2 separate regions of the Homo sapiens genome follow, and region 2 is linked to region 1. A link is a contact called in ENCODE Hi-C or POLR2A ChIA-PET data. All regions are on one chromosome and are shown on one strand. Each heading gives the region's core, a stretch centred on a gene start or an enhancer-like site at or near the end of the contact. The rest is flanking DNA. Distances are from core to core; before and after follow the strand shown. Region 1 has its middle 26 kb from the start of LINC01882. Region 2 has its middle 27 kb from the start of PTPN2.

What was found. Hi-C counts contacts between places; a loop is a spot of excess contacts on that map. ChIA-PET counts read pairs that join two places held with the same protein, here RNA polymerase II (POLR2A). Pooled maps may share reads with other maps.
Region 2: a pooled map shows a loop between it and region 1 (3-fold over the local background). The contact joins two enhancer-like sites. A Hi-C loop is called at or near these places in 2 of 50 pooled maps. POLR2A ChIA-PET finds 5 or more read pairs at or near these places in 4 of 52 experiments (HEK293, OCI-LY7, WTC11 and 1 more).

What each region holds. Positions count from the first base shown.
Region 1 is chr18:12,774,662-12,777,172 of GRCh38, forward strand. No RefSeq gene overlaps it. Among named protein-coding and RNA genes, the nearest start is that of LINC01882, 26 kb to the left of the region's middle. Within about 2 kb of position 1,255, at least 4 of the 41 ENCODE cell types and tissues checked have a DNase peak (open chromatin) inside an H3K27ac peak, as active enhancers do.
Region 2 is chr18:12,909,927-12,912,437 of GRCh38, forward strand. It overlaps the pseudogene STK25P1. Among named protein-coding and RNA genes, the nearest start is that of PTPN2, 27 kb to the left of the region's middle. RefSeq lists a silencer at 1,106-1,305. Within about 2 kb of position 1,255, at least 3 of the 41 ENCODE cell types and tissues checked have a DNase peak (open chromatin) inside an H3K27ac peak, as active enhancers do.

The DNA.
Region 1 (2,511 bases), core at 5-2,504:
TAGTTTCAAATTTTATTTCAGGAAACTTTTCTTGATTTACAAATTTCACTGTTCTATTCACTTTGGATTTCTTCTTCAGGGACTCCTATTATCTGTATGTCAGTTTCTTCCCCTGTCTTCAATATTATCACTTTCTCTTGAATCTTTTCAGTCCTCCTTTCCAATAATTGTTACATTTTAGATTCGTTGTAGATTTATAGAACAATTGCCAAGCTAACACAGAGTTCCTATATGCCCCACACCCGGTTTCTCCTCTTAACATCTTACATTAGAATGGCAAATTTGTCACAATTAATGAACTCATGCTGATCCACTGTTATAACTAAAGCCCACCATTTATTCAGCTTCCTTTAGTTTTTACCTGATGTCATTTTCTGGTCTGGGAGCCGGCCCAGGATGCCCCGTTGCCGGTGGTGGTTGTAGTTACTCTCCGCAGGCTCCTCCCAAGCTAAGAGTTCCTCACACTTTCCTTGTTGCTGATGAGCCCATCAGTTTTGAGGAGGCCTGGCCCGCTATCCTCTCAGCTGGCATGTGTCTGCTGTTTTTCTCGTGATTAGATGGGGTTTTGGGTCTGCTGAGAGCATAGCTTTTCACACCCATGCAAAAGCACACACCACCAGCATGGCTCATTGCGTAGGTGCTAACTTTGGCTGCCTCGCTGAGGGATGGCCTGATGTATTTTTTATTTTAATATAAATAGCACATTCTTCGGCTGCTAATCGTATTACTATTCTTCAGTATTTAAAAGGCGCTAGATGCTGTGATAAGCACTTTAAGATCCTATTTCTTTCTCTCAACAACACTGCAAACTACGAGTACAATCCTATTGTGCAGATAAACAGAACTCTCACACAAACACACACACACACAATTGTGGTAAAATATACATCAATTTCTATCAACCATTTTTACCCGCACAGCTCATTGGCTCCACCACATTCCCATCTGCGACCACCACCCTCCTTCTCCAGCGCCTTCTCATCTTCCCCACGTGTTCCACGTCTCACCTCTGGTCCCAGCGACACCAGGGCTTTCGGTCTTTGGGAGATTGAGGTGGTTTTGTGCCCGGGATTAGGTGGGTTCTTGGTCTCACTAACTTCAAGAATGAAGCCGTGGACCCTCACGGTGCCTGTTATGTTTCTTAAAGGCAGCGTGTCCCCAGTTTGTTCCTTCTGATGTCCGGCTGTGTTGGCAGTTTTTTCTTTCTGGCGGGTTCATGGTCTCGCTGGTTCAAAAGTGAAACTACAGACCTTCGCGGTGAGTGTTACAGCTCTTAAGTCTGCGCCTCCGGAGTTGTTCATTCCTCCTGGTGGGTTCGTGGTCTCCCTGGCCTCAGGAGTGAGACTGCAGGCTTCCACCGTGAGTGTTACAGCTCATAAAGGTAGCACAGACCCAAACACTGAGCAGCAGTAAGATTTACTGCAGAGTGAAAGAACAAAACCTCCACACTATGAAACGGAATCTGAGTGGGTTGCCACTGCGAGCTTGGGCAGCCTGCTTTTATTCACTTATCTGGCCCCACCCACATCCTGCTGATTGGTCCATTTTACAGAGAGCCGATTGGTCTGTTTTACAGAGAACTGATTGGCCCGTTTTGGCAGGGTGCTGATTGGTGTGTTTACAATCCCTGAGCTAAACACAAAAGTTCTCCACATCCCCACTGGATTAGCTAGATACAGAGTGCTGATTGGTGCATTTACAAACCTTGAGCTAGATACAGGGTGGCGATTGGTGTATTCGCAATCCCTTCGCTAGACATAAAGGTTCTCCAGGTCCCCACCAGATCAGCTAGACACAGAGCGCTGATTGGTGCACTTACAAACCTTGATCTAGACACAGAGTGCTGATTGGTGCATCCACAAACCTTGAGCTAGATACAGAGCGCCAATTGGTGTATTCGCAATCCCTTAGCTAGACAGATTCTCCAAGTCCCCACCAGATTAGCTAGACACAGAGCGCTGATTGGTGCATCCATAAACTCTGAACTAGACACAGGGTGCTGATTGGTGAGTTTACAAACCTTGAGCTAGATACAGAGTGCCGATTGGTGTATTTACAATCCCTTAGCTAGACATAAATGTTCTCCAAGTCCCCACTAGACTCAGGAGCCCAGCTGGCTTTACCCAGTGGATCCCGCATCAGGGCCGCTGGTGGAGCTGCCTGCCAGTCCCGCGCACTGCGCCCGCACTCCTCAGCCTTTGGGCGGTCGATGGGATCGGGCGCCGTGGAGCAGGGGGCGGCGCTCGTCTGGGAGGCTCGGGCTACGCAGGAGCCCATGGCGGCAGGGGGGTGGGGGGAGGCTCAGGCATAGCAGGCTGCAGGTCCTGAGCTCTGCCCGGCGGGGAGGCAGCTAAGGCCTGGAGAGAAATCGAGCGCAGCGCCGGTGGGCAGGCACTGCTGGGGGACCCGGCGCACCCTCCGCAGCTGCTGGCCCGGGTGCTAAGCCCCTCACTGCCCGGGGCCGGCGGCCCGGCCGGCCGCTCCGAGTGTGGGGCCCGCCAAGCCCATGCC
Region 2 (2,511 bases), core at 5-2,504, 140 kb after region 1:
GAAGAGCACCAGTTCATTTTCAGTAAATCTACTGCCATAAATCATTGTGTTCACATCTCTATCAAACATAAATCAAGCCAGGCGCGGTGGCTCACGCCTGTAATCCCAGCACTTCGAGAGGCCGTCACGGGCGGATCACGGGTCAGGAGATCGAGACCATCCCGGCTAACACGGTGAAACCCCATCTCTACTAAAAATACAAAATATTAGCCGGGCGTGGTGGCACACCGCCTGTAGTCCCAGTTACTCTAGAGGCTGAGGCAGGAGAATAGCTTGAATCCGGGAGGCGGAGGTTGCAGTGAGCCGAGATTCGGCCACTGCACTCCAGCAGCCTGGGCAACAGAGCAAGACTCCGTGTCAAAAAAAAAAAAAAAAAAAGAAAGAAAGAAAAGAAAAAGTCCCAGACACGAGTGCCTTCTGTTTTTTTTTTTTTGTTTTTTTTTTTTCTCGAGACGGAGTCTCCCACTGTCACCCAGGCTGGGGTTCAGTGGTGCATCTTGGCTCACTGAAACCTCCGCCTTCCGGGTTCAAGCGATTCTCCTGCCTCAGCCTCCCGAGTAACTGGGATTACAGGCGCCTGCCACCACGCCTGGCTAATTTTTGTATTTTTAGTAGAGATGGCGTTTCGCCATGTTGGCCAGGTTGGTCTCGAACTCCTGACCTCAAGTGATCCGCCTGCCTTGGCCTCCCAAAGTGCTGGGATTACAGGCGTGAGCCACCACACCCGGCCAATACTATTTTTTAATTCTAGCTAATATATACAAATTTTATTGATCTAGATGTACTTTAGAGCAAATTTTAAAAGTCCACCAAAATCTTGTTGGTCGAAACTCTTTTAAATATATAGATTAATTTGGGGGAAATTGCCTTTACAGTATTGAATCTTCCTTTCCACTTGTTCAAATCATTTGTGCATAGTGCAGTGCTTATAGAACTCTCCACATATGAATTCTGCGTAATTTTTCTTAATAATAACAGCGAATACGAATTGAACTCTTACTATGTCGGAAACTGTTTTAAGTACTTTAAGAGTATTAACATTTTAATCCACAACCCTACAGATAGTTCCATTGATTAATATTATTCCTACATAATAGCCCGCGCTGCTCAGCAGACTGGGAGGCCCGGCGTCCCCGGGCGAACGGAGGCTACAGGTTGGGGCAGGCCGGGTGGGGCCCAGCGAGTGGGCGGGGGCGCGAGCGGGAGCGGAAGCGGGCCCGGGCCGCACTGCTGCCGCGTCTAGCCGCCTCCCAGGCTGCCTGCGCCGCGTGGCTCGCCCCCGGGACTTGCCAGCAGCGAGTGGGGCCTGACTAGCTCTTCACCACGCTCCACTGCATCGGCAAGGGCTGGTTCTGGGAGAGGCGCAAGGGCATCGACCTCCGCACCAATCAGGTGGTGGTCATTAGGGCAGTGGACCCGGAGGAGGCCGAGGACGCCCAGCAGGAGAACCCTGCGCTCAGCTGTGCTACAGCCCCGAGTCACCGCTGCTCTTGCTGCTCTCTGTGAGTTTCCCCCGGAGGCCCAGAGCGGCGGCAGCGCGCAAGACTTGCAGAACTCGGGCCCCCTGGAGGAGACCTAACCGCCACGGTCTTGGGGAGGTTCCGGAGGGCCTCGGTTGTCTGCACTCCCAACACCAAGAAACCCCTGAGACGCGAAGCTGCCAGCGTGCTGCCCTCAGAGCAGGGCGACGCAAAGCCAGCGGACCCCGGGGTGGCGGGGCAGCCCACAGACACGCAGGTCGACTGGAACAGTTCTTGGCAGCCTCTTCTGGAGGGCGTCTGAGGTCGTCAGCAGCGGCCTACGACTTCAAGGCAGGCTTCTGACCCCTGGGGATCACGCCCATCGGACTAGCCAAGGAGGAGCCTTCGCACTCCGACCTGCACCGCATGCGCGCCCAGTTCCTGATCCCCAAGAGCAGCCCGTCTGAGCTGGAGGACCGCGGCAAGCCCTTGGAGGAGCTGGCAGGCCTGGCCCGACGAGGACCCCGCGTCCTGACACTGTCAAGGAGCTCCGGGAGCGCAAGGCGACCGCGCGCTCCGCCAACACCTTTTCTTCCGGGGTTCATGGGCGCTGCCGGCGCTGGAAATCCCAGGGGCACGGCGAGGAGCCCAGCTCCTAGGATCCCGACATCGCCAGCGCGGCAGAGGACGCGGATCAGGCCTCCCCGCAACCCGGCGTCCCTCTACAGTCCGGCCGAGTCCACGCAGCAAGCTGTACTGGAGGACGGCCCTGCACGGCTCGCAGAAGCCCGCGGAGCCCGTCGAGAGGCCCCGTGTTCGTCCACGCTGGGCGGCGCGCCTTCCGGGAGCGCAGAGAGAAGCGCAGGCAGAGCGGCGGCCGCAAGACCCGCCTTGGAGCTCCACGAGCCGGTGCTGCACACGGCAGAATCCCCTCGACGTGGGCCCGCAGAGCCGGGGACAGAGAGAGTCTGAGCTCTGTTAACAGTGGTGCTGACTTGGAAGGTGCCTCGTGTGCGTTGGGCCTACAGGCCACGTCTCCTCCCACCCCTGC